2 separate regions of the Homo sapiens genome follow, and region 1 is linked to region 2. A link is a loop called in an ENCODE intact Hi-C map of the cell type or tissue named here. Cell type or tissue: IMR-90. All regions are shown on one strand. Links, peaks and the distances in the headings refer to the core of each region. The heading gives the core; the rest is flanking DNA. Region 1 overlaps TENT4B (terminal nucleotidyltransferase 4B). Region 2 overlaps ADCY7 (adenylate cyclase 7).

The links. Peaks named below come from ENCODE experiments on the same cell type or tissue, not always from the same donor. Only the 100,000 strongest peaks of a DNase experiment are listed, where the experiment ranks them.
Region 1: it touches region 2 in a loop (2.6-fold over the local background); 3 of 110 quality-filtered maps call a loop at or near these places.

Annotation. Positions count from the first base shown.
Region 1 is chr16:50,201,628-50,217,548 of GRCh38, forward strand. It overlaps TENT4B (terminal nucleotidyltransferase 4B), which reads left to right. Exons shown (of 12, transcript NM_001365324.3): 2 at 9,696-9,819; 3 at 12,594-12,640; 4 at 14,448-14,568. Among named protein-coding and RNA genes, the nearest start is that of TENT4B, 56 kb to the left of the region's middle. RefSeq lists silencers at 6,811-7,105, 8,951-9,245 and an enhancer at 8,375-8,434. In IMR-90, for the core only: a CTCF peak has its summit at 9,091 (motif pointing left); a DNase peak (open chromatin) is centred at 9,024.
Region 2 is chr16:50,295,002-50,308,172 of GRCh38, forward strand. ADCY7 (adenylate cyclase 7) reads left to right here. Exons shown (of 26, transcript NM_001114.5): 8 at 3,903-4,030; 9 at 5,714-5,872; 10 at 6,081-6,213; 11 at 9,359-9,550; 12 at 9,924-9,958; 13 at 10,502-10,585; 14 at 10,776-10,848; 15 at 12,049-12,146. Among named protein-coding and RNA genes, the nearest start is that of MIR6771, 9.0 kb to the left of the region's middle. In IMR-90, for the core only: no CTCF peak of the experiment used is centred there; DNase peaks (open chromatin) are centred at 6,500 and 6,810; H3K27ac peaks cover 1,372 bases.

The DNA.
Region 1 (15,921 bases), core at 7,770-10,269, 91 kb before region 2:
TGGTCAGGAGTTCAAGACCAGCCTGGCGAACATGGCGAAACCCCATCTCTACCAAAAATACAAAAATTAGCTGGATGTGGTAGTGCGCACCTGTAATTTCAGCTGCTGGGGAGGCTGAGACATGAGAATCACTTGGACCCTGGAGGCAGAGGTTGGAGTGAGCCACTGTATTCCAGCCTGGGTGAAAGAGGGATACTCTATTTAAAAAAAAAAAAAAAAAAAGCGGGCTGGATACAGTGGTGCACACCTGTAACCCTAGCACTTTGGGAGGCTGAGGTGCTCAGATTGCTTGAGCTCAGGAGTTTGAGACCAGCCTAGACAACATAGTGAGACATCGTCCCTAAAGAAAAAAAAAAAATACCAGCACTTAGCCAAAAGATTTCAACAGTGCAGAAAAAGAAAGTTGTGATATCTTTTCTCCAAATTAGTCTTGTTTTCAGTTTCATTATCCAAGTAACCACTACTAATAGTTAAAACATTTGAAATACGTGTGGGAGCTTGTCCTATTTAATATAAATTATTTATTGAGCAAATAATCACCACTAGTATGTTTTGGATACTGGAATTTTCATATGTAGGAGTCCTTGAATGTAAGGTGCCCCTTTGGTAGTTCTGTGCTTCTTTTACCTGTACTGTAACATAGGGAAAGATGTTACAAATGGTTGTATTTTTAACAGAGCAGTATCTATTCTTAAACACCAGCCCTTCCACTAAAGGTAAACAACAAATGAATACATAAATGAAGTTTTGGTATTGGGATTATGTGGGTTAAACACATCCATATTTCATTATTAATATTTAAGAATATAACAAACTTTTTATTGGCATTTGGACCTTGTAGCTAAGGAAAGATTAAACTTTGTTTATTTGTGCTTTGTTTTTTTTCTTCACTCAGATATTTGAGGATTTCCCATTTGAGGAATACATTTATTAATCAAGCTTTAGTTTCAAGATCCTTGATCTTAGGGAATACCATCAACCGTTCTTCTTTAAGCTTCCTAACTTTGCCCAAATTTGGTTAGAACTACTCAAGAGTAGTTTGGGTAATTCAGAAATTTTATTGGAAGGGGAAAGAATTTTTGACCCAAATTAGATAAAGCAACTCTTGGGTAATGATTTCTTTTCTTGTTCTCTCTTTATAATCAATTGAAAGTAGTAGTAAGGCTGGGTGGCAAAAGAAAGAGGCCTGGGGAGAATCGCGTGGTTTTCATTATCTCTTTTCATAGCAGCAAAGTGGGAAGGGACCAAGAGGAAATCAACTGAAAAACCATCCTTCTGAAACATTGGCCTAAAAAACTGTAGTCCAGAAATTGAGTGCAACTGGCAGTGGCATTTAAAAGGAATGCTCTAATTTCTAGGAAAGCAGGCACGAGTACCTCTTAAAAGAAGAAAAAAATGAAAACTGTAATTTAGGACACATAGACGAGTATCCATTCCCTGTACTTTTACTCTCATGTCCTAACCAAGGAAGGGTTGCCATAGCAAATATGGCATTCCTTAGCCATGATTCACTGTTGTAAATGCCTGCAGCATTCATAAAAGTAAGATATATGGGCTCTTCTTTTTCCTTTTAAATCTTTATTTCTGTATTTAAATCTGTATGTCATCATCTGTATTTTCTCTCTTGTTTTTTTTAAATCTTGGGAGATGGTACAAATTATTTAGGGGAGGGAATGAGTTTCTTGTCCACAAATAGAGGAGAGAGAGGGCTTTTTGTCTTTCTGCTTTGGAACTGGAGAGCTTCCTATTTAGGCATGGCCTTTTTCAAGTGACCTTGTATTGTTATCAGTACTGTAGAAGGTAGGCACGTTGTGTAAACTTTAAAATTGAAAGCCATTAGGCATTCCACTTGTAAACCTTGGCTTTTTAAAGAAAATTACATGTTCATTGTGAATATTTTCTTATCGACCTATCTCTGTGCACATGCAGACTTCCTTTGCCTACATTCTGAAAGGTGTAATTGCCTTCTTTAAGGACAGCGGACATCTATAGTTCTTGGGTCAAATTGTCCTCCTTCTGGTTTTGTCAGTTCTCAGCCACACTGTGTGAGCATCCATTTTCTTGGATTCTGGTTCGGAGCTCATTTTAAGGAACATCATGTCCCTTTTGAGACTCTGTGGACATTGGGGTGGGTAGATGTCCCCCTGTGAACAGAAGGTCCCTCCCTAAGGAGGTGCTTCTCTGTGTTGAGTCCTGCATCTGGGCACACAGAGCCCGAAGCAGGAAGAGTTGAGTCTGAATAGGGAGGCCTGTAAGCCTGACTGCTCTGCCACGGGTAGGCCTGGTCTGCCATGCTCCAGGAGCCCCCAGGAGGCTCTGAAGTCATTCTGCCTCTGGGAATTTTACAGAGGAGCTAATATTTGAGCTGAGTGAGAAGGTGATTCTTGAAAAAGCAAGGCGTGCCCTGGTCCAGTTCTGTGGGGCTGTCGTAGAAGAGGGCTCGGAAGCTCTTGGGAGTGAGGCTAGAAAGGTAGGCAGTGTTACCATAAGGAGGTTGGAAGTGACACAGATAGGCTAAGGAAGGGGACTTCAGTAATCATGCAGCAATGGCCTGGAAAAGGGAGAGGCTCATAGTAGGGAGACCAGTTTGGAGGCTGCCATAGTGTTCTACTGAGAGAGAAAAAGACTTGAACTCAGAGCACGGTCAGGGAAGGTGGAGGGGCAGGGTCTGATTTGGAAGTGTTTTGTTTTTTGGTTTTGGGAACAAGGATTTGGAAACCTCTTGGCTCCGTAGATGAAGAAAGGTGAACCAAGGAAGACTGAAGTTTCCACTCAAGGAAACAGTAACTCAGGGAAGAAAACACAGGAGTAGGAATAGGTTTAAGAGAATGACAAGCAGTTGTGTTTTGGACTTGTTTAGTTCGAGGTGACATCTTTGTAGGGATGTCTAGCTGGTAGCTGCAAGTATAGGAGGAGGCTGGATGTGTGCATGAGTTTCTTGGTAAAGATCCATCTGCAGTCTCCTGAAGATGTCACCCAGATTGCCCTGCCATCACCCCAGGGCCTTGAGTCACTCGCTTCTCTTGGTGTCTAGGCAGGCTTGAAGAAAATCAAACAGTACAAAATCATGCAAATTCAGACCTCTATTCCACCCCAGAGGAAAGTCCTGCTAGCAGTTTTTGTGTATTCTTCCAGAAATTTGCCTTGCAACGCGTTTGAGTATATAAATAATCCCAGAAAGGATGGGCCAGACACTAGCAGAAACTCACCACACACACTGCACTGGGCATGCAGAAACTTTGCAAAATGTACTGGTGTGTGCTGTCACTGCATTCCTGGGTTTGGAGGTCTTCTGTGTCCCCAGCTGTCAGTATTGCCCACAGGCTGACCACTGAGCTCCTTCCACAGCCGGCCCATATCACCCTCTTTCGAAGTGTGTCTGCAAGGCTAGATTATTAGAGTAATTTAAGTGTTTCTGCTTTGTGTTTTCTTTAATGAATTTTTTTATGATGAAGTTCTTGTTTTAAAAATATACAGTGGTAATTAACATGTATGCATTTTTCTTAAAATGACCCCCCCAGTCCCTCTTCGGATGTGATCACTGTTAACAGTATCGTATATAGACCCTGTTCTGTGTGGGGCGGGCAGAGGGCTGGTTAGTGGGTGGAACATGCATACTCACAACCATATTTTTCACATGGGAAAATATAAAGGTGACAACAAATCTCCTGGACTATAATCTCATCAAGCAGACAATAATCTCTGTTTCAAAAGTGGACAAATACATGCTGATTTTTTAAAAAAAATTATAATAGTACAGAAAGATACAAAAATAAGTTAAAGTCTTCCTAACTCTCCTGCCTGTGCCCTCCACTGGGCAAAAGTCCCTGTCCCTAAGGTAATATCTGTTAACAGTTCTCCTTCCAGAAAACTTGCAATGCAAATAGGAACATTTTGTGTGTCTGCCTCTGTGTGTATGTGTTTACATGTCTTTTTTTTTTTTTTTTTTTTTTTTTTTTTTTTTTTTTTTTTTTTTTTTTTGAGACAGAGTCTTGCTCTGTTATCCAGGCTGGAGTGCAGTGGCATGATCTCAGCTTGCTGTGATCTCTGCCTCCTGGGTTCAAGTGATTCTCATGCCTCAGCCTCCCGAGTAGCTGGAATTACAGGCGCCTGCCACCACACCCAGCTAATTTTTGTATTTTTAGTAGAGATGGGGTTTCGCCATGTTGGCCAGGCTGGTCTGAAACTCCTGACATCAAGTGATCTACCCGCCTCAGCCTCCCAAAGTGCTGGGATTACAGGTGTGAGCCACTGCTTCTGCCCCTGCACATGTCTAACGCACACAAAAGAGATTCTGCTGAACACATTTTTTATGCTTTTTCTTTCCAATTTAACATATTTGACATCTTTATCAGCTTATATAGCTTTATTTTTTTAAGAGGTTATTGGCTATAAAGGGAAAGTGCTTTATGGGTGCTTCTGTTGTTATTTAATTGGATCCTGTTGATGGACATTGATATCATTTCTAAATTTTTTAGTATCCTAATTAATCCTGTGGTGAGCATCCTTATACAGATATCCTTGTTCCCTCATGAAAATATTTCTGGAGGATGGAAAGAAGGGAAATTTTAAAAATTATTTGTGTAAACATTATCGTTTGTTAGTAGAATGACCTCAGGAGAGATTGTAGTAATTTATACTTCCCCACATGCATATGAATGCCTTTTCAATATATTGTTTCAAAATTGGATATCATGAACCTTAAGAGATAAATATATATGTATGTATTTTTTTTTTTTTTTTTTTTTTGGTGGGGGCATGTCCTGTTATTGACAGTTTGTTTTGGTGGAGGGATGTCCTGTTATTGACAGTTATCGAATAGAACTTTGTCAGTTCCTTCATGTAAGGGATGAATTTGGTAATAAAACAGGTCTGACTTCAGTTATGGAACTGGGAAAGCTGGACCTTGATGTGGAGGTGGGCTCAGACATGCTGTGTCTGGGCAGGTATCTCTTGGGAAGCAGTGTCATCCCTGAACAGAAACATGGATGAGCCGCAGGGGACGGTGCTGAGCAGAGGGGCTGGCCGTGGGTCATCTGCCTCCCTTGGCCTAGAAGGCACAAGGGAGCTTTCCACCTTGCCTTTGGTTTTGAGAATGCAGAAGCTACTAAGCAACTCACAGTGTGCCCAGGGTGGTCCAGCTGAAGGATGCGAAATGGTTCTTCCTTTTCCAGCCAAAGATCTTGAACCTCCCACCCCATGACAAGCATTATAAAATTCACATAATTTTGATAGGCTGGATTCCTTTTCTGTAGCAGATCTTTCCTCAGAACAGAAGTTTGTTTTTTTTTTTTAACCTAAATTACCTGTGAGTTTTATTTTTTAAATATGGAATCTGTTTTTTGGACACCTCCTTGTCATATTAAATGTTCTGTTATTAATTTTGAGATTTTAATGTAAATTTTACCCCAGCAAATTAATTTTGTTTCTCTTGCTCTCTCTTTTTTTTTTTTTGGCATCCTTTCCCGTTGTATAGTGGTGCTCATTTTATCATACTGCTTTTATATGACTTTTCTTTTGTGAACAGGGATCTTGTTCACTTTTCCTTTTTTAAAAATTTTTTTATTTTTTTGAGACGGAGTCTTGCTCTGTTGCCCAGGCTGGAGAACAGAGGCACAATCTCAGCCCACTGCAAGTTTTGTCTTCCGGGCTCAAGCGATTCTCCCACCTTAGCCTCTTGAGTAGCTGGGATTACAGGCGTGCACCATCACGCCTGGCTAATTTTTTTGTATTTTTGTAGAGATGGGGTTTCACTATGTCATCCAGGCTGGTCTCGAACTCCTGGACTCAAGCGATCCACCCGCCTCAGCCTCACAAAATGCTAGGGTTACAGGCGTGAGCCACTGTGCCCGAGCCACTTTTCCTTTTAACATAAAAACATTGATATCCTAGAGAGGGCACTGTATTTTGGGTACATACAGGTTCAGATCACGGAAGAGTTGTATTCTATACTTTTTTTCATCATTCTTAGTTCAGTATGATGTATTTTATAATTTCATATGAGAAACTGTAACAATGGGCATGTGTCATCCAGCAATACCTACTCATAAATCATATTAAATTTTGATCCAAACATGGGAGAAACTGAAGTTTTCTCTGTGTACTTGGATGCTTTCAGAGGCATAAAATTATATTACCATGTGAAAGCAAGCCTACAAAATTCCTCAGGTGGTCCACTCTGCCACTCAAATGAGAGCCAGACTTACAGTGCACACTCTACAAACGGACTTCCAGCTCGTCAGGGTATTTTAAGTGCCTGAATATGCAAGGCACTGTGCCAGTAAAATTACTCAGTCCTGAGGATAGAGCCTGTTAGAATTATTTTAAAATCTGTACTTGAAGTTTATTTCCTCAGTATTCCAAGATATTTTATCTGGTTGTTCTCTGAGTATTTCACACGTAGCTAGTTACATATAGGTGAGATGGTGATGCTTGTGCCTGGTGTGGATGAGAAACTGAGCCTGGCAGACCCGAGATTGGATTTCCTCTTCTGACTTTGCAAGTGTGGCTTTGCTTTAATAATAGCCCTCCTCTTTTTCTGTATTCCTCTTTTCTCCTTCCAGTGTGGCAAATATGCATCAATCAAAATACAATAACCTGTGGAACCATTTTTTCTAAAATAGGAAGGTGGTGCCATGGGCTATTGATTGTTGAGGGTAGTCTTCAGAGCCTGTCTTATAAATCTATAATAATTCCCCCCAAATTAATGTGCTAGTTAGAACCCTAGAATTGCAGCACTGAAAGTGAATTTTAGAATCTTTTCCAACTTTTTACCAAGCTCAGAAAGCCCTTTTATTGGACCTTTGTTTGCCTCATGGTCATCTGGTTTCTTTATGCTGGTAGTAACAGGAACCTTACTAACCTACAAGGTGACCCAGTCCATCCTGGGCAGCTGTGATCATTGGAAAGCTCTGAATCATTCATCTGGAAGCTGCCTGTGGCAGAATAGTACAGAACATATGCATTGCACACACTACAAAACTGCTTTAAATAAGTGTTCCTTTTCATTGTTAGATGGAAGTGACCCAGGGCAAGGATCATGTTTTATGAGCCAGTTTTCTCCTAGTGCCTTGAACATAGGCACTTGGTAGTGTTTAGAGAATGAATTGTCTTTTTTTTTTTTGAGACAAAGTCTCACTCCATTGCCCAGGCTGGATTGCAGTGGCACGGTGTCAGCTCACTGCAGCCTCCACCTCCCAAGTTGAAGTGATTTTTGTGCCTCATCCTCCCGAGGAGCTGGAATTACAGGCATGCGCCACCACACCCAGCTAATTTTTATATTTTTAGTAGAGATGGGGTTTTGCGTGTTGGCCAGATGGTCTCCAACTCCTGGCCTCAGGCGATCTGCCTGCCTCAGCCTCCCAAAGTGCTGGGATTACAGGCGTGAGCCACTGCGCCTGGCCAGAGAATGAATTCTTAATAAGTTTCTTATGACTTCAGATTGACTGGCAGTTGTGCTAAATATTTTTTGCCTTTATTTGAATTAGAAAATTCGTAAGGGGGCCTTGAGAGTAGATGCAGTCACATTTAGGAGATTTTTCCCCCCCATTGGTTAAAATGCAGTTTTTCTATGGATCTGCTTTAGAACTACAAATAAACTCCGATCACTCACAGCAGACTACGCAATGAGATAAGAAGCAGTCCATTTGTTCTGTCGTTTATTCATGGCCCTCATCTTTGCCAGCCAACCTGTGCAGAAGAGCACAGCAAAGCATAAGCTTCCTAACAGCTATTCCCATTCAGCTGCTGTCTTCAAGAAGCAGAAGGGTTTAGATAACCTTAGAGAACATAATCAAACCTGGGAAACTCAAATCAAAACAAAACTTCGAAACGGAAGTTGAAGGTCCTGAGGTACCCAGAGGCATAGCAAGGAAAACGTCCCCACTGGGATATCTTCTGGATTCACCTACAGACCTCTCTGGAGTTTTAAGATCCACGTTTTATGACATATTGCATAGCAAACAGGCCGAACGCTGTTGTAAATCATCCTCTACGAAAGGCCCAGGTTTTGAAACTGAAGGCCTGAAAAGGCTCCTGCTTACCAGCTGTGTGCTGTACCTGACACACTGAAGCCTGAGAGTGCCAGTCACCTGTCAGAGGGAACACAGCTGCCCTCAGGCAGAACCTGAGTCTAGAACTCAAGGTTTTTGACTCTTAGGCTAAAAATAAAAAATCAGAAGGAGGAACTATGGATTGCTTAATCAGTCACATTTTCACTTTCTAAGGTTTCTTGTAGCAAAAGTTATAGTCTTTGGGGATTGGGATGTAGACACTTTTTTTTCCTTCCCTAAAACAATTTTTGGCCTGCCAGTTTTTCGAGCTTCCTGCTCTGGACCCTGAAGTTGCCATGCAGTTGCAGACATGCTCCTCCTTCAAGGCTCTGTTAAGCTGTGGCTGCCCTTCCTTACCACTGCTGTGCCCCAGGCCAAACCCCCTGCCCCTCCTTCCCCTAAGGCACTTTGCACCTGTTGCTCCGAGCCTTCTGGTCTATCCCAGTTGGTAGAGTCCCTGTGCTTACCTCTGTGGCTCAGTCCTCGTGGGTGGTCAGTGCTCTAGGGAAGGTGAGCTGACCACTTCACTTTCCCTTCCCAGCCATAGCTCTTCACAGCCTCACCAACTTAGAAAGGAATGCTGCTTTTCTCTCTGTCCCCCGTCCTGACTATGTTCAAGTCATTGCTCAGCCCAGTGAGTTTGTCCTTTCTTCCAGACCAGTAGTTTTCCCCCAGTCCCTCAGGCTTCAGCCCTTGAAGGCATCCTTAGCCCCCCACCACCATGATAGTCAGGCGCTGCGCCTATCCGCAGGGTGTGGGTATGTGTGTGTCTTTTGTTTCTGGAGCCCATTCCTTTCCTTCCACCAGCCTCTAGGCCTTCATCCAATCCTTTTGCAACTCAGTGATTCATGACTTTTCCCTGCATCCAGTCTAGTCTCTTTGCTGGTCCATTGTTTCCATAGTTGCCAGTTTAATCTTCTTAAAATGCTGCATTTTTGAAGTCAGTCTCTTTTGGTCCCTCTCAGAAACATTTAAATAGCTATCTGTTGCCACAGGGGGAAAGCTTGAACCTCTTAGCCAGTCATTCAGAGCCTGCCCTCTGCTGGGGCCTGCTTTCCTCTACAGATGCTTCTCCCACTCTGCCTGCCACAGCCCTTGTAGCTGGCTGATTGCCCTGTACCTCGCAGGCTCTGGAAGTCTTCAGCTCCTTCATGGAGCCTTTGCCAGCCATTCTTTTCAAGACTTTGCTGTTGTTCACTGCCTGATTTGTTCATTTGACACTTAATTCACTGAGCAAACATTATGAAAGATGTACTGTTTGCTACTGTGAGGAATGGATCCCCAAGAGATAAGAGGGTCAGTCCCTACTGCCAGGAAACTTGCCTGTGTCACCTGGGTTCAGTATCTTGTGTCTATTAGATCAGAAGTGGAAAGGCAGAGGCCAGCCCGTATGCTTGTTTTATTTTATTTAAATCACCAGCACCCCAGCAAGTGTTTTGCACAGGAAATTTCTCATTATTTAATTATTTTGGGTTTTTTGATTAAATTCTGTACATTCCCATTTTAGCTTATCTTGAGTTATAACATTAAAATTAAGGTAGTCATCAGCTGAATTATAAGACTTAATTAGATAAGATTATTTAAGATAGTGATTTCTCATTAGATTGGCCCTGTTCATATTAACTTTTCTGTTTTTTTCTTCAGTCTGCATGAAGAAATCAGTGATTTTTATGAATACATGTCTCCAAGACCTGAGGAGGAGAAGATGCGGATGGAGGTGGTGAACAGGATCGAGAGTGTAATTAAGGAGCTCTGGCCCAGCGCTGACGTGAGTCCCTTCCTGGGTAGCTTATGCTTCGGACAGTCCTTGTCCACGGGCTAGAAGCCTATCTGCTGGTATCTCATGCTAGTCCTCACATGCAAGTAGAAGTGCTCTGTAGAGTTGTGGTCTAATTAAATTTTAAAGGCAAACAATTTTCTGCAGTCTTTAGAATTGAGGCTTCCTAACTATTTTCATTGGATTGGATGACTAACAACTATTTTTTTTTTGTAGTGCTAATAGCAACTACTAAAGGCAAGCTATCCTTAGAAATTATTAGTGTAAAGAGAAGAAAGACAAATCAAACCTCATTGTTGTAGTGGTCTGTTATTGGATATGATATATCAAAACCTCATTACTACTTAGTTCCAGCCTGCCAGGGTAAACATTATATAATTGTTTACAGCTAAATGAAAATGTCAAGTAAGAACTTTTGTCACTTGAAGTTCATTTCCTTTGGCTAATGCACGCATAAGTCTTTTCTTATTTCTTTCCTGAAATTGCCATTTTTCATCTCTCTCAGACCAGCTAATTGCCTTTTAGACAGCTCCCAGTCAGTGAACAAAATGATTACTCAGGATTTCTTCTTGGCTTATTTGTCGTTTTTGTTACTGGTACTAAGTCTTTTGTTTTTTGTTTTTGAGATGGGGTCTCACTCTGTTGCTGAGGCTGGAGTGCAATAGTGCGATCACGACTTACTGCAGCCTCGATTTCCTGGGCTCAGGTGATCCACCTCAGCATCCCGAGTAGCTGGGACTGCAGGTGCACGCCACCACACTTAGCTAATTTTTGTATTTTTTTGTAGAGACTGAGTCTCACTATGTTGCCCAGGTTGGTCTTGAACTCCTGGGTTCAAGCAATGTGCCCGCCTTGGCCTCCCAAAGTGCTAGGATTACAGGTGTGAGCCACCACACTTGGCCTGTTACTGGTACTAAGTTAATACGTCACTTTTTAGGGCACTTTGAGGGCCTGTTCTACAATTTTGTGTATGCAAAGAAGTACACAAAATAATACTAATAAAATCCATTACTTTGTGTTTGTAGCTTTTCTTCAGGCACTGTCCTGGGTGGTGGTGGGAAGCTAGGGAAGGTTTTTTTCCAATTGGCAAAACAAAGAAGTTTCATTGTATGTAAAACTTGCAAGTATATGACAGTATGTATATGACACTGTAGGTAAAGGGAAAAGGCAAGGGTACTAATGTTTTATGAGCAATGACCATACATCGCATTCTTTCTCCTATGTGATCCAAATCAGTGGTTCTCAGCTAGTGGCTATTTTGTTCTCCAGGGGGCATTTGGCAATGTCCGAGACATATTTGATTGTCCTGACTGGGTACGCACTGCTAGTACCTAGTGGGTAGAGGCCATGGATGCCATCAGCCATTCTATGATGAACAGTATAGGCCCTTACAACAAAGAATTATCCACCCCCAAATGCCAATGTTGAGAAGCCGTGATCTAACTTAACCCTTATCTTTCTTAGGTGGAGGTTGATTATCTATCTATCTCTTTCTCTCCAGCCAGCCAGGCAGCCATCATCTGTCTACCTACAGATGAGGAACATGAGCTTGTGGTTAGGTTCCCAGGTCCATCTCGCCTCAGAGGTTGAACTGGTTTCACTGTTTATCATTTTTTTCCCCCGAGATGGAGTCTCGCTCTGTCGCCCAGGCTGGAGTGCAGTGACATGATCTCAGCTCACTGCAGCCTTTGCCTCCCAGGTTCAAGAAATTTTCCTGTCTCAGCCTCCCAAGTAGCTGGGGTTCAGGCGCCCGTCACCACACCTGGCTGATTTTTGTAATTTTAGTAGAGGTGGGATTTCATCATGTTGGCCAGGCTGGTCTTGAACTCCTGACATCAGGTGACCCACCTGCCTTGGCCTCCCAAAGTGCTGGGATTACAGGCGTGAGCCACTGTGCCCGGCCTATCCTTTTTTTATTACAATTACCTGCATACATATTTCTGCCTGAGTTCCACCGTTCTCCATGGGTTGAGATGGAATGCATCCCAGTTTTATGCCACAGCATGATGTTACCTGATGTTCTTTGTGGAATTGACCTAAAGGCCCTCACTTGCCCTACAGTTAAAGTAGTCTGATCCCAATTTAGTAATCTATTCGAAGACTCCTGCTTAGAGAACAAAAATGAAGGATTTGTGATTGTGTCTCTGGATAATGAGGGAACATTAGTGATCTGAACTGCTTCTGAAAGTTTCCTGTGGTTGGCTTTCTGTATCCACAGGTACCACACCTCCATATTAAACCAACAATGGATTGAAAATATTCAGAAAAAACTATAAAAATAACAATGTACCAATAAAAACAATACAAATTATTTTAAAAATACAGTATAACAACTATTTAGGTAGCATTTACATCATACTTGGTATTATAGGTATTATAAGTAATCTAAAGATGATGTAAAGTACATGGGAGGACTAGCATAGGTTGCATGCAAATACTCTACCATTTTATAGCAGGGACTCAAGCATCTTCAGATTTTGGCATGGTGGGACTGGAACCAATCTCCTGCCGATACCAAGGGACAACTGTATTTTGGTCTATGTGTTTCATATTGAACCAGATAAGTTTAAATTATATTCAGAATGTCTGCTTGTGAAACAGAATCCCCGCTTCATGAAGCTTGGGGTTAGAAAAAAATGCTCTTGTCATACCAAAAAGTACCAGTAGAGGGTAGCAAAAACTGACATTTCTCCATATCTTGGTGACTCAATATGATAACAACTTCTGATAACTCAATATAATAACAACTTCTTTTTCTGTTTCAGGTCCAGATATTTGGAAGTTTTAAAACTGGACTTTATTTACCTACTAGGTTAGTACACTCATGAATCTTTCAAAGGACTTTTCTTAGAGTGTATTCATTTTGGCTGTCAAATTTGTAAGGAGTAGAAACAAAACAAATTTATAAAACAAAATGGGGCTGGGCATGGTGGCTCATGCCTGTAATCCTAGCACTTCGGGAGGCCAAGGAGGGTGGATCATTTGAGGTCAGGAGTTCAAGACCAGCCTGGCCAACATGGTAAAACCCCATCTCTACTAGAAATACAAGAATTAGCCAGGCGTAGCAGTGCGCACCTGTAATCCCAGCTACTCAGGAGGCTGAGGCAGGAGAATTGCTTGAACCCGGGAGGTGAAGGTTGCAGTGAGCCGAGATCGCGCCACTGCACTCCAGCCTGGGCGACAGAGCAAGACTCTGTCTCAAAAAATAAGTAAGTAAATAAATAAAGGATTTACCAGCATTTAATTTGATTTACCTTGAAGTAGAATATCACTTCACATCATCTTACCAAGACATAGATGGTACAGAGAGATGGAAAAGGGATCATGTTGCAATGGAATCAATTAGTTACTAATTTTAGAAATTGACTGCCTGGCAGAGTATTGCTCAGTCCCATAACTTAACCCACTGACACAGATGTTAATGTAGTATCATGATAAAATGTCTGATTATATATCCTCTTGAATGTGAGTTCCCGCTGTCTTGCTCACTCACTCTTACACTCACCCTCGCTTTCAAATTAAGAACTCATTCTACTAGTTATGGCTCCAGCATCCTGATCCAGAAATTCAGGGTACAGATCTCTTCTCTGAGAAAGATCTTGGCCTTTCAGGACTGTTGTTCAGTTTCAGTCTTCTCAAATGAGACCTCTTGTGACGCACAGCCTTGGAGGCTCTCTTTTGGGAAATGATAATGTTTCTCCAAAGGGTGAATACTTGCTCTCTAAGAATTGAAATTGTTTGAACATTCCATCATGGTTATTATTATTATTACCTTAAATTTTAATCTCTCCAGAATAAAGTCAGCATCATGTTTTTCCATTTGAGCTTGATTTGGTATACTTTACCCCAACTTAAAGTGTGCTGAAGTGGATGGACCCTGGCAATTTCCGTTCTTCTCATAGATGCCCTTGGCCTGCAAAAGTCATAAAATACTCAACTTCGAGTTAATATTTCTTATTTAGGTTGTCAGCATCAGTAAAACATGAAAAATCACCTTTCTTAAAAAATTTAATTAAATTTTATGAATAGGTAGTACATTCACATAGTTCACATTTGGAAAAGGCACAAAAATCAATACAGGGAAAAGTCTCAGTCCCACCTCTGCCCCCTGGTTCTCCTTGGAACAGCCGCTTTTACCAGTTTCTCACATATCCTTTCAGAGATATCTGTGCATATAAAAGGACATGTGTGTATATTAACACAAATGGTAGCATGCTGGATACCTGTTCTGCATCCAGCTTAAAGCACTTCATAATATTTCTGAGTTGCAATTAATCTCATCCGGATAGGAAAATCATTATGTCTAGTACCACAAGCGTTTATTAAAGAAAATACATGAAGTGCTTTTTGTTTTTTTTTCTTTGAGGTTTTACTTCTTTCAAAATCACCCTATTTCCTGAGGCCTGAATTCTGTGAAATGACTGAGAGGAGGAGTTTGTTAAAATCAACAACTACTATTTCCCTTCTCCACAAAACCATTATCACCAACACATTTAGTCTTCGTTGGCCAGGGTGGGAAATAGGTTTTAATTGTACTAATGAAGTCTATAAGCATGAGTGTCAGTTAAAACAAGTTTCCAACTTCTTCCGACCCTCTTGTATATGTATTCTGTGTTCAGTGACATCGACCTAGTGGTGTTTGGGAAGTGGGAGAACCTACCCCTCTGGACTCTGGAAGAAGCTCTTCGGAAACACAAAGTCGCAGATGAGGATTCGGTGAAAGTTTTAGACAAAGCAACTGTAAGTTCTGCAGCATTTCATATTAAAATCCTTAGTTATTTACCTATGAAACTTGAATTAAAATTAAAGTTTGGTGAGCACAGTTGCATTGCAAGTGAGTGATTCTTTCATTTTGTTAATGTCACCGTGCTTGCACATAAAAAGTTTTCTGGTTGTCCACACTGGAGTGTGACCATACAATCTCGGCTCACTACAACCTGTGCCTCCTCGGCTCAAGTGATCCTTCTACCTCAGCCTCTTGGGGAGCTGTACTACAAACACAACCTGCCATGCCTGGCTAATTTTGTTGTATTTTTTGTAGAGACGGGGTTTCACCGTGTTACCCAGACTGATCTCCAACTCCTGGGCTCAAGTGATCCACCCACCTCTGCCTCCCAAAATGCTGGGATTACAGGCGTGAGCCACTGCACCTGGTCTGCATTTCTTTTCACAGCAGCAAAATATGCAATTTTATTATACACAGTACTCACTGTAGAGATTTTTGTTTGTTTTATTCATTTTTTTTAGAGAGATACAGTCTCACTATGTTGCCCAGGCTGGTCTCTAACTCCTGGACTCAAGTGATCCTCCCACCTCAGCCTTATGTGTATCTGGGACTAAGGCGCACCCTACCACGCCCTGCTTATTTAAAAAATTTTTTTTTGTAGAGATAGGGTCTCCCTGTGTTGCCCAAGTTAGGCCATTTTTTGAAAAGAACTGCTGATAGCTCATGTAAATAATCCTGTCAGCTTTTTAGAATAATTTTTATATTTTATCTTGTCAGGTTGTTTTTTGGGCTATTTGCAAAACTGACCAGTAATGCAAGTGGGTTGTAGTGTACACCTTAAGAATCCAGCAATTTTCTTATTAGAAACAGTTTGATGATACAAAACATTTAATACCTGGCATTCCTAGTTCTTCATCTTATACTCAGAAAGTGTTCTCCAAATTATTGAGGAAGGTTTTTGTTCATTTTAAAATTATCATTATAACTATATGTCAACTAATAAATGAGATGATGGGCATATTAATTTATTTAACTGTAGTAATCACTTCAGTATGTATATCAAGATAAGTATATCAAAACATGTACACCTTAAATATAAACAATAAAAATAAATAATAAAAAATTGGACACCAAACAAAATTCTCGGTTGATAGAAATTATACTGTAATATACTGTATGGGACCCAGTGCTAAATATGCAGCATATAGTATTTGTAGCAGACCAGGTTTACTGGGGTGTGCCATATTTAGAATACTCAGTGTTCTTATGCTCTCATGAGATGATGGAGACCTCATGTCTAGTAGGCTTCCATCCCCTGATTTTATCATTTAATCTGGTTAAAGCATTTACATTTTACCTTTCTTCTC
Region 2 (13,171 bases), core at 5,027-7,526:
GGGGCTCTGGAGCTCAGATGGGGGCTCAGGAGGAGGAGATGGCTCCATCCTCACTGGCAAGGCTAGCAGCCTCCACTCACCTGGTAGCTCAGGAGGACTGTGGAATGCCCAGCCTCACCCAGAAGCTGCTTTTCACAGGATCTGAGGTGAATCATGTGCACATTAAACTTTTACGTTTTGTTTGTTTGTTTTTGTGAGATGGAGTCTCATTCTGTCATGAAGGCTGGAGTGCAGTGGTGCCATCACTGCTCACTGCAGCCTCGACCTGCCAGGCTCAAGTGATTCTCATGCCTCAGCCTCCTGAGTAGCTGGGACTACAGGCATGCACCACCACGCCTGGCTAATTTTTTTTTTTTTTTTTTTTTTTTTTTTTTGTAGCAATGGGGTTTCGCCATGTAGGCCAGGCTGGTCTCGAACTCCTGACCTCAAGTGATCATCCCCTCTTGGCCTCCCAAGTGCTGGGATTACAGCCGTGGGCCACCACTCCTGGCCCACCTTAAAGTCTGAGATACTTGAAAAAATATCTGAGGAGGAAAGGGAACAGTGTTCTTAGCAGGGGGAACAGCATAGACAAAGCCTGGAGTAGAAAGAAAGCCCCGTGTGTCCATGGGGTGAACGTGCTCAGTGTGCGTGTGAGGTGTGAGGGGGACAAGGGCACAAGGTCTGACATGCAAGGACATGAGGGCTGAGGCGAGGACCAGGATGCTGAGGAGCTCGACACGTGCCAGGCAGGGAGGGGGTAAGGCAAGCAACATTTCCATTAATGGACCAAATGGTCCTGAGAGAGGGTAAGTGCCAGGCCCTGAGTCTGGGTGGGGCCTTGGGCCTACATGGTATGTGCTTTGAAGAAGAGAAGTGTGGGGGCCAGGAAGCCTGGGGAGCACCTAGCCCAGCCTCAGGTGATCAGGGCAGGCTTCCTGGAAGTGGTGGCCATTAAATAGAGACTGAAGTGTAAGATTTAAGGTGGTGGCTCCCTATCCTGGCTGTACATGCAAATCACATGGAAAGCTTAAATAAAACACCAGTGCCCATGTCCACACCCATCAGAGTTCTGTTTTGTTTTGTTTTTGAGACAGAGTCTTGCTCTGTCACCTAGCGTGAAGTGCAATGGCATAATCATGGCTCACAGCAGCCTCAACCTGCCTGGGCTCAGGCGTCCTCCCACTTCAGCCTCCCGAGCAGCTGTGACTACAGGTGTGCACCACAACCCCAGGCTAATTTTTTTGTATTTTGTGGAGATGGGGTTTTGCTACATTGTCTAGGCTGGTCTTGAATTCCTACGCTCAAGTGATCCACCCACCTCAGCCTCCCAAAGTGCTAGGATTACAGGCATGCACCATCATGCCCTGCCCCATCAGAATTTTTTTTTTTTTTTTGAGACGGAGTCTTGCTCTGTTGCCCAGGCTGGAGTGCAGTGGTGTGATCTCTGCTCACTGCAAGCTCCGCCTCCCGGGTTCACACCATTCTGCCTCACCCTCCTGAGTAGCTGGGACTACAGGCGCCTGCCACCACGCCTGGCTAATTTTTTGTATTTTTAGTAGAGACGGGGTTTCACCATGTTAGCCAGGATGGTCTTGATTTCCTGACCTTGTGATCCGCCTGCCTCGACCTCTCAAAGTGCTGGGATTACAGGTGTGAGCCACTGCGCCTGGCCAGAATTTGTAAGAGCCCCGCAGGTGTCTCTGTGGGCAGAGAATCAATGGTCTAGAACTTGATGGGAGGCAAGTTATGACTTCACACTGGGAAGAATTTTTCATGATCAGAGCTACTCAATCCCAGGAGGGACTGGAAGTGGGCTCCCTGTTGCAGGGGGTAACCAAGCTTCTACAGGATTGCACTGGTCAGGGATGCTCTGGAAAACTGTCCCATCCTGGGGATTGTGGACTGAGTGACTCAGAGGGCCTGTCTAGCCTGGAACCTTCCTTCAGGATCTGCATGGCTTCTGAACCAGCAGCTGGGAGCCCCAGAGGTTGGGCCTCATGTGAGGCAGGGGCCCTGGGCTCGGGCCACAGCTGGCCCTTTCCTTACCATAAAGCCCACACAGAGGGTCCCTTGCCCTTGGACACAGTCTTCCCTCTCCAGCAGGCCCAGGAGGCGTGGCCCTATTGCACAGATGGGGAAAGGGAGGCCATGGCAGGTGCCAGCTTCCCAGTCAGAGCATCTAATCTCTGGGCAGAGTTGGGCAGGGCTGGTCCCAGCCTTTTCTCCTATCAACAATCAGATTCCAGAAGTGTAAGCTCTTTCCAAGAGCCAGGGCCTCCTCTCTCAGAGGCATACAAGTCACACCTCCGCACAAGACCCAGCTCCCCAACTCCAAGTGTCAGAGACACAGGGGACTGTCAGCCGGTGGAGCAGCCGGGGGAATGTGGCCTCTCCTACATCCCCGAGAGCTGGGCTGGGTCCATGGGCAGTCCTGTGCCTGGTCCGAGAGGAGATCAGGGTAGCTGGAGCCTAGTATCCAGGTCTGCCAAGATTGCCTGCTTTCTAGGAAAGCCACTGTCCTCTTGTCCTTGCAGTCACTCAGAACTCACTCAGCATGTGCCAGATGGGGCCCAGCAGGAAACATCTGGCACACGCTGAAACTGAGTAATTGGCGGAGGGCACAGGCCAGGGATGGTTCCCAGGCTGGGCAGGTGCAGGGGACCTGGAGGCAGGGCTGGTGCTGTGTCTGGGGCCTGGGTCTGTGATGGCTGATGGGCACAGAGTAGGGACGAGGACAGGATAGGCTCGAGTCCTGGAGACAGATGGTGTTCCAGGAGCAGGCCTAGCCCTCGTGAGCCTGCAGGACAGAGCCCTCTTAGCTCCCTCCTGGCCAGAAGCCAGAGCACAGGGCCACCTGCTGGGGCGTCCAGTCCGAGGGTCAGCTGAGTGGGGTAGAGGGTGGGGAGGGGAGAGCAGAGGCAGATGGCGCTCCTTCTTCAGCTCCCCTAAAGCCCCACCCATGAGGCCTCGGTGCATGTGGCCACCCTTGCTGAGGGCTTAAGGAGGGTCTGGTGACGCAGCAGTGCCTCAGATGAACCTCAGAGGGCTCTCGGGGGTCCCCTTCTCTCCCTGGGCCTTTTCCTATGAGTCCCCACCCTCGCCGCTCTCCTACTCTGCCCTCCCCATTCCCTCTTTCCTCTCTGCATTGATATCTTTCCTCCCCACCCCTAAGCCCTGTCAGCACAGCCACTGCTTGGGTGACCTTGAAACCTGCTGATCCCTTGGTGTGTACACCTGTGACCTCTGTCCTCACCCCCCACTCCTGCAGCCTCCTGGCTACCTCGCAGTCTCTTCCCCAGCTTTGTGGCCCCAGGGCTCCTGTGAGTCCTTGAGTACTCTTCCTGCAGAGACTGGCATGGCCGGCTCTCTCGGTTCCTCGGGGTCTTAGCTCAAATGTTTCTGATTCCAACTCTGAGAGGTCTTCGCTGGCCTCCTGGGAACATCACTTCCCTCCTGTGCCTTGGTTTTCTCCTTAGCCCCCATCACAGCTGGGCACACTGTTTTGTTTTTGTCTTTCTAGTTTAGTGCCCACCCCTCCTGCCTACGTGCAAGCTCCGTGGCTGCAGAGATTTGCATCTATTTTGTTCACTGCTGTGTCCCCTTGCCTGGCCTGGGGCCGGGTACTCAGTAGGCACTCAAACATTACCTGGGCAAATGAAACCAAGGCAGACCCCTCCCCGAGGCCCTTAGGAACACTCGTGTTCACCTCTGGTGCTTGCCTGGGGGTTCCTCCTGGGGAGGCCCCCATGTCGCTAAGCCTTTTGCCAGGCCCAGAAGTGGCTCCTGGTGACTGGACCCCAGGAGGCAAGCCCCCAGCCAGGAGAGAGCCGGGTGCACCCTGGAGGGTGGGGGGAGGCGGCTGTCGTGAGAGGTCCCAGCCCCACATCTTCCAGTGACCAGGCCCTTCCCTCACCCTGCAGGCCAACGAGTGCATGCGAATCAAGATCCTCGGCGACTGCTACTACTGTGTATCGGGCCTGCCCGTGTCGCTGCCTACCCACGCCCGGAACTGCGTGAAGATGGGGCTGGACATGTGCCAGGCCATCAAGTAGGTCCTGGGCGGGCCCAGGCCCTGGGTCCTGCCCTGTGGCGGACCCTCCTGGGCATGGTAGGGGATGTGTCATTCTCATGTCACAGATGGGGAAACTGAGGCTCGGGGGGTTGGGGGTGAAAGCAGCTTGCCTGGACCACCCAGCCTGCTGGAGGATTCAGACTTCATCTGTTTGCGTCCCTCCCTGTGGTGCTGCCTGTGACTCTGAGTCCCAGAAAGCATCTCCGGAGCTCAGAGCTGGGTGATGTGAGGTCAGGGCGGTGGGCTCCGCTCCCCTCAAGGATGGGGTCTTAGCAACAGCAGGAGGCTTCAGGGTAGGCAGCCGGGGGACCTTTCCGACCCAGGGGTCGACTCCAAGGCTCCATCTGCTTCCTGCTCCCCAGTGAAGATCCTGGAGTCAGGCTTGGTCCTGAGGCTGCGGGGAGACCCCCCGCTCCCCTCTAGGTCCCCTGTGGCTCTGAGCAGCTGGGGTCTGTGGGAGGAATTTGCCGAGAGGGCTGTATGGGGAGAGGGCCAGGCAGGCCCAGCCAGGCTGACCAGTGTGGGGCAGAGCAGGGCCCGGTGGGGCTGCCCGTCCTGGATATCAGGCCGTGTTCCAGCCTGTCCTTCTCCTGAAGTCCTGCCATAGGTGGCTGGTGTTGCCAGAAAGAAGCCTGGGCAGAGCTGGAGGGGCCTGGCCTGCACCACTGCCTGTGTGACCTCAGGCTGGCCCCTGCCCTGTAACAGGCGGAGGTTGTACAGGCCCTCGTGCACCTCTGGTTCCGACCCTGGAAGGCTTGGTCAGTGCCCAGCCTTGTTGGTGGACACGTGGTGCCGCTTGTCATGGGGACTCAGGCTCTGTTCCTGTCTTGGGCGTCCCCTGTGCCCCAAGGAAGCTCTCCCGTGGGGCTCTGCTCCTGTGCTCAGTGGTGCTAACAACTCCCAGGGCCCCTGCTTCCCAGGGATTGGGGGGGCATAGAAGGTGCCCATGGTCTGGGCCCCTGTGTTCCTTGTCTATGCTAGGTTTTGGGTGGTTCCTGGACCCCCTCTGTAGACGCCAGTAAACTTTATTTATTTATTTATTTATTTGAGATGGAGTCTCGCTGTGTTGCCCAGAGCGTATCTCGGTTCACCACAACCTCTGCCTCCTGGGTTCAAGCGATTCTCCTGTCTCAGCCTCCCAAGTAGCTGGGACTACAGGCGCCTGCTACCATGCCCGGCTAATTTTTATATTTTTAGTAGAGTCAGGGTTTTGCCATATTGGCCAGGGTGGTCTCAAAACTCCTGACCTCAGGTGATCTGCCTGCCTCAGCCTCCCACAGTGCTGGGATTACAGGCATGAGCCACCACGCCCGGCCCCCAGTAAACTTTTAAAACCCAGCCGGTGCTGCTGGGCAGGGAAAACACCCAGTGATGGTATTTTAGGTCCATCAACATGGGCTGTAGTGACTAGTTGGAATTCCTCCTCCCTCCTACCTAGTCCTTGAGGTCAGCTGTGGCCACACCTACTTGTATGCTCCTGGGGATGGGGCACTCAGCTCTTCCTGAAGAGGCAGCCCCATCAGGCTGAGAACATTCTCTCCCGTGGGCTGAGCGCCTGCCCTGTTCCCACATGCTGCCCTGTACCCACCCCACACCTGGGAGCTTCAGCCTGTCCCAGGGCTTAGGCAGGGCTGGGGTGACTGGGCCACTCTGCCCCAGGCAGGTGCGGGAGGCCACGGGCGTGGACATCAACATGCGTGTGGGCATACACTCGGGGAATGTGCTGTGCGGGGTCATCGGGCTGCGCAAGTGGCAGTATGACGTGTGGTCCCACGACGTGTCCCTGGCCAACCGGATGGAGGCAGCCGGAGTACCCGGGTGAGGCTGGGCTGGGTAGCCGCAGGGACAGAGGCCTGGGGCTGGCTGTGGATGGAGGGTTCTGCGGTTGGGGGTGGGGGTCAGGTGTGGAGGGAGAGATGAATGTAGAAAAGCTGGCCTGGGGCCCAGGCCTGCCTGCTGTGCATCCCTGGGTGGATGCCAGCCCTCTCTGGGCCCCAAGGCTCTGCCTGACTTGGGTCTCCCGTAGCCGGGTGCACATCACGGAGGCCACGCTAAAGCACCTGGACAAGGCGTACGAGGTGGAGGATGGGCACGGGCAGCAGCGGGACCCCTACCTCAAGGAGATGAACATCCGCACCTACCTGGTCATCGACCCCCGGGTACGAGGGCTCAGAGGCCGCAGCTGGGGGGGACCCGGAGGGACTGGAGGGGCCCTGGAGAGCCTGGCCCGCACCTTGGAGGAAACCCCCATGTGGAGGGAGAGGTGGGGAAGGGCCCTGCCTGGGCAGGAGTGAGCTCCCTGTTCCCAGGCACATTCTAGGCACCGAGTAGCCACTCCCTGGGCCTCCATTCTTTTCTATGTGATGGGAAAACAGCGCCTGCCTCACCAGAAGGAGCTAATCCGAGCGAGGCCTTCACAGTGCGCCTGGCACGTCACAGCATTCTATGTATTCTCGTCACTCTTGGTTTATTTTCCATGAGGTGGTTATTAATCTCCCAGATTTCCGAGAGACACACTTTCAAAACAAGCTTTGGATGAAACTCAGGAAAGCAGGGAGTGGCCTGGGAGCCACTGGGCAGGAGCCTCTGAGTGTCCTGGGTGCTGACTGCAGGTCCCCTGGTGGCTCCAGGACCCCACGGTGGAGGAGGCAGTTCCACTGCCCTGGCCAGGTGGGGCCCGCCTTGGCCTGTCTGCTGCCCGACCCTGGCCTGCTTCAGGGAGTCCGGCACGTCTGGCCACTTCTCTGTGAATCATCCATGAGGCTTGCTCAAGAATGTCGGCCCAGCCAGCGAGTGGCTCCTTTCACTCTGGTCCTCGCTATGCCTTGGGGCTGGCCCGACTGCCAGACCCTGGGGGACCAAGGGCTGGCCTGTGAGCCTCCCTACACATCTGCTGGCCTCACTCTGCCCCCAGCACCCCCAGTGCTGCACCATCCATACTGAGCCAGCATCTGGGAAAACCCCTGCCGGTACCTGTGTCCCATTCCACCACCCTCCTAGAATAGGGCCCTGATCCTCGCCCTGTACCCCGGCCCTGGCCCCGCCCCTCCAAGCCCCTTCCCCTGCTCTCCTGTCCCCCTCACCCCACCTGGTCTCCTCCTGCCCTTCCACTACCAGGGTGGTGGCACCCGCAGGTCCCTGCACTCAAAACACTCCTCCCTCCGTCCCTAATGCCCTTGCTTGTTTATCCATTTTCCTTGTCTGTTGTCAGCATGAGTGCCATGCCGGGGGGCTCCTCCTCTCCAGGCTGCAGCCCCCCACCCCGTGCTGAGATGGATGCCCGGCTCGAAGCTAGTGCTCAGATAGCCCTTGAATGAGTGAAGCAGAGCTCCTCACCCAGGAGGCTCCAAAATCCACCCCCGCAGGCTGCCAGGTTGAGCAGGGAAAACTGCAGGCTGCCTGGGCCGACTTGAATTTCAGATAACTGTAAATCATGTTTCGCATAAGTGTTGCACGCAGTACTCAACTGGACAGTTGTATTTATTTGGCGGCCCCACCTTCCCCCCACCCCACCCTACCCCACCCTCTTTTTTGTTTAACTTCATTTATCCACGCAGTTGAAAGTTCAAAAGGTGTGAAGGGCGTGTTGTAGAAAGACTCCTTGTCCCCAGCCGGCACATCTCAGAGGGGACCTGTGCAGTGAGTTTCTTGTATTCCCTCCACAGGGATTTTCACGGACACCGAGTGAACTGCGAGTCCCCCCACCCTTCTTGCTAAGGTGGCAGTGGCGGGCCCCATGGTCGCGCACCCTGCATTTTTCCTACCTTGGGGACATCCCTCCTGTGTGCAGGGTGCTCGTCTGTAGCTCCTGTTTTTGACATGGAGGTGGATTTTCTGCACTGGCTTCTATGGGCTCTGCCTTACGCCATTGCTGTGTGGCCTGGCTGGGGCAAGGTGGGCTCCTGTGGACTGGATGGTGGCTGCAGCTGCCCCCGTGGGGCTCATACCAATGCCATGCCCATTCCGAGTAGGCATGTGTTTGCTCAGAACTGAGGAATCTGATTTTTGTTTCTGCTTTTTATTTGTTTCTCAGGGGGCTGGGGTGTCTGGATTCTCTGCTAAGTGCCAGTGACCTTGAACTTGAGTGGCTAGGTGCTGTGTAGGCAGAGTTGTCACAATGGAGGAGGGGACAGAGAAACGCATCCACCCCCACCAGGTTGCTCACCACAGGGCCAGCGCGCTCTTCCTGCTCTGGGACACTCACCGAGGCTGAATTCCACGTGGCTCCCGTGGCTAGGCAGATAGATGCAGCTAAGGGCTTAAAAATGTTTCTATCCCAAAAGGAGGTGAGAGGTTTCCAGGAAAGTTGCGCTGTGGCTTATCGAGTGCTTGTAGCTGTGGAGGCTTGTCCATGGGGTGTTTGTGGGGCCCTAGGAGACAGGACTTCCGGAGGCAGAGGAATGTTTCAGGGGCTAAGGAGAGACTCAGCAGACCTGGAGCCCGCTTAAGCTCATCTCTGGTGGCCTTGTGGGTCTTTCTCTTCCCTGTCCCTTTTCCAGTCCTGTCTGGCCACCCCAACTGGCGAAGGCCTCAGGCATGTGTTCTTGGATCGGGGTGGGGGTCTCAGGTCTGTGGCATGAGTGGGGGCGGGTAGGGCTGGCCGTGCATTCAGGGCCTGGCTGAACTACTGAGTGTCCAGCATGAGGCTGGGTCTCGCAGGCACGTGGCAGGTCATGGCCCTGTGCCATCTGCGGTTGGGGGCCACACAAGTGGAACTCCCTGGATCGCTGCCCTGGGGGTTGGCTGGCCTCTGGCTTGGCCATTTCTCGGGGCGGCTAGCACCCCTCTTCCTCCTGGCTGCTTCTCACAGGAAGGAGCGAATGCGTGCCGGCCACACGTGGGAGGGCAGGGTAGGATGCCTGTGGCTTTCCCAGGCGCCTCCTGGGGAGGAGCTGATGGGTGCTCAGGCCCCAGGGACTCTCTGGTTCCAAGGAGCCTCAAGGGCAGTGGGGCCTCGGGCTTGGGACCCAAGCCCTGCCTCTCTCCCTGGGGAGGCAGAGCAGGGTATGGGGTTGGGTACAGTGGTGGGTACTTGCTAGCCTCTTCTCGGCCTGGGGAAAGGCCAGGGCACCGAGCTGGGACCCCATATGGCCTGGCCTCAGAGTGCACCAGGCTTTGGCTGGCTAGTCCCCAAGGGCAGCCGCTCTCCAAGGGGACTGCGGGTTGAGCAACTTCTTTGCTGTTTATTTTTTCACGGGCTCAGGGCGGCGTCACACTTCAGGGAGAGCTGGATGGGGATGGCGGCCCCTTCCTGGGCCGAGAGGGGAGGAGGTGGCACAGGCCCATGTCCATGTCTGCCCGCAGAGCCAGCAGCCACCCCCGCCCAGCCAACACCTCCCCAGGCCCAAGGGGGACGCGGCCCTGAAGATGCGGGCGTCAGTGCGCATGACCCGGTACCTCGAGTCCTGGGGGGCGGCACGGCCCTTTGCACATCTCAACCACCGTGAGAGCGTGAGCAGTGGTGAGACCCACGTCCCCAACGGGCGGAGGCCTAAGGTAGGTCCCCCTCCCACCCAGAAAGCCAGGGATTGGGGCCCCAAGCCAGGAGCAGGAGAGTGAGTGCTGAAGATCTCCTGCCCTCTCAGCCTCACTGTCCCCATCTGTAAAATGGCCACAGCCTCTGCCCCACCTCCTGGGGCTGGAGAGGAAGCAAAGACATTTGGAGAATACTCCGGGATGGCCAGGAACATCCCTGTCCTCCTTGATGCCTGGACCACGCTCAGCTATAGTCAGGATGTCTGTGGCTTGGACGACCCCGACACCTTGTCCTGTGTATCAAGTGCCGGAGGGGCTGAACCTGGCCCAGCAGTGGCCTTCAGGGCCCAGTGTTCTGGGGAATGACTGTATCCTTTCCTCCCTTCCCTTTCAGAGCGTTCCCCAGCGCCACCGCCGGACCCCAGACAGGTGCGTGCCCTGCCCTCCTGGCCAAGTCCTGCTGCAGCCACCTCCTCCAAGCAGGCTGCCCTGAGCAGCCTCTGTCCAGTGGGCAGCTCCGCAAGGCCCAGCCCAGGACCTCTGTGAAGTTGGCCAGGGCTTGGGTCAAAGCATTTCTAGGAACCAGAGTTTCCTGGCCCCTGGCCCTTCTGCATGGCCACATGATGGAGCACCTGTTGTATGGTGCCCTGGCGGGGTCAGTGGAGTCGGTGGAAGGGAAGGAGATGACTGTGGGTGTCCTGGTCCCCATGCCAATCCCGGGGGTGTAGCCGAAGATGCCTTAGACTGGGGCTCGGGTCTGCCCTCTGCCTCTGGCTTGGCTGCTGGCCAGCTGGGCCATGCTGGGCCATGCTGGGTCCTCACTCGCCCTCTCTGGGCCTCAGTGGGACCCACCCATTCCTTCACCATCCCACCTGAGGTTCTGGGACCCCACTGGTGTCTACGTCCACACCCTCCTCTGGGAGAGTTGGAGGTGGTCGCTGTGCTGATGCAGTTGTGGGTATCTGATTCCAGAAGCATGTCCCCCAAGGGGCGGTCGGAGGATGACTCGTACGATGACGAGATGCTGTCAGCCATTGAGGGGCTCAGCTCCACGAGGTGAGGTCTGAGACCTCTGTCCACCCCCCTCTCCTCTCCCCCTCGGATAGGGGTCCCCTATATGGGCAGGCCCATCTCATACCCCATGCCTGGTGGCCCAGCCTTGTTCCTTCCCCCTGCCTGCTGCCACCTCCTGAGGGAATGGACCCCTTCCCAGCCCCCATCTCACCGCAGCTGCCCCCGCCCACAGGCCCTGCTGCTCCAAGTCCGATGACTTCTACACCTTTGGGTCCATCTTCCTGGAGAAGGGCTTTGAGCGCGAGGTGAGGGCCCCCAGCAGCCTCCTCCGCAGAGGGACGGGGTCTCCAGGCCTGGGGTAGGGTGGGGGACGCAGGTCATGGGGCAGCCTGCGTTCCCAAGACCGGCTAGGGGAGGGGCACTGAGAATCCACAGCTGCTCCTGGGCGGGGGGCAGGGGCGGGGCCAGTGCAGCACCAGCCTGGCTCTCTCCTGTCGGCTTCATTCCATGACCCAAATGCACCATCAGAGATTTGCCTCCATGGGTCTGCAAGACTTTTGCTCCGTCCAGTGCCAAAGCCTTAGCAGATCCTGGCATGGATGCCTCAGGCTGATGGCACCGGCCTTGCAATGAGACGAGAACCCAAAGCTCAGTTATCAGTGTCCTGTCTTGCTGCTATGAGCTTTTTGTACTGATAACGACCATTTCTTTACTGAGCGCCTTCTGGGTTCTGGCAGCATCCTCGGCACCCACATTATATAATTTAACCGTCACAACGGCCAGCCCAGGGGTGCTGCTATACCACTTCACAGAGAGGAAACTGGCTCTCAGAGGCTTCAGAGCCTGTCCCCAGCTTCAGGTGTGGCTCCCTGAGTTGGGGGCTTCCTAGGTGAGGTCACGAGGAAACCTGCTGGCCAAGTGACCTGGCAGGGTGTGGCCAGTGTGGCCAGGGCCGCCGAGCCTGCTTTCCTTCCCTGCAGCAGGAACCCTTCTGGGGCTGTGATCCTGCGATGGTGCCTGGGTGGGAGTGGGGGTGGGGGGCGGGATGGTCTCCCTACCTGCCAGCTTCTTGGTTTGAGGTGAGGACAGCCCCGGAAGCTCAGACTTGGCTCCTGTCCATGTACTTGGGGCCATGAGCTCTGCAGGGACCTTGGAAAGAGAGAGACGGGTGGTGTAGGGCAGGGGAAGGCATTGTCTTCAAACAGGAAAAAGCTGAGAATGGAAACAGGCGAAACTTACCAAGTGTAACATCACCTGGAACTGAAGGAGGGTGGGAAGGTTTTAATTATTTTAAAAATAGAGATGGGGACTCACTATGTTGCCCAGGCTGGTCTCAAACTACTGGGCTCAAGTGAACCTCCTTCCTCGGCTCCCAAAGTGCTGGGATTACAAGCGTGAGCCACTGTCCCAGCAGGGAGGTGTTTTTTTTAAAGCTGATTCACTGGAGGCAGGGTGGGCAAGTGGCACTGCTGGTGGCCACCCCTCACAGTCCCTGCTGCCCCCAGTACCGCCTGGCACCCATCCCCCGGGCCCGCCACGACTTTGCCTGCGCCAGCCTGATCTTCGTCTGCATCCTGCTCGTCCATGTCCTGCTCATGCCCAGGTCAGTTGCAGGGAGGGGTGTGGGGGTCCGGCCTGCTGGGATCCAGGCTGGAAGGTGACTATGAACCTGCAAGGAGCTGTGTGATTTGGGCTGGAAGGGGTCGGCTGCTGGGGTCCTAGCAACTGGACCAGGGGCTGTGGCAGCACACCTTGAGTTACCAACACTTCTTTTTAATAGAATGTGTGTTTTCTGCCACAGGCCTCCCTACTCCCTAACGTCTCTCTCCTCAGCCACCTGTCATATGTGTGGCCTGCATGCATTTTGGTTGACAGCCCTTGCCTTAGGTGTTTGGAGTGCTAGGAGGATAGACTCTGAAAACTGTAGGCGCCATCCTTTTTCTCTTATATATAGGGAAATTGGGGCACAGAGGATTAATGATTTATCCAAAACTCACTGAGATTCATGCTTCTGGCTCTAGGGCCCTGCTGGTGGGGTATAGGGATGAGGGTGAAGTCAGAGGGAAGGGGGATCTAAGGTCAGCTACTTGGTGCTTTCTAGAAGAGCAGTTAGGCCGAAGCATCGACCAGGATTGTGGTTTTGGCTATGCTTACTAAAGACATAATAGGGAGGCTGTGCGTGGTGACTCACGCCTGTAATCCCAGCACTTTGGGAGGCTGCGGGGCGAATCACTCGAGGTCAGGGGTTTGAGACCAGCCTGGCCAACATGGTGAAACCCCGTCTCTACCAAAAATACAAAAATTAGCTGGGCGTGGTGGCTGGCGCCTGTAATCCCAGCTACTCGGGAGGCTGAGGCAGGAGAATGGTGTGAACCTGGGAGGCGGAGGTTGCAGTGAGCCGAGATCATGCCACTGCACTCCAGCCTGGGTGACAGAGTGAGACTCCATCTCAAAAAAAAAAAAAAAAAAAAACGAAGAAAGATGTAATAGGGAATGCGTTTTTACAGTTTTTTCTGAGTCTAAAGGCTGCAGAGACATTGCTCATTTCTTATACACTTGGACCAAAAAGAGTGATATGGTCTTGACCTCAATCTTCATAATCTAGCTGGGCCCTGTGTATTGCCCATG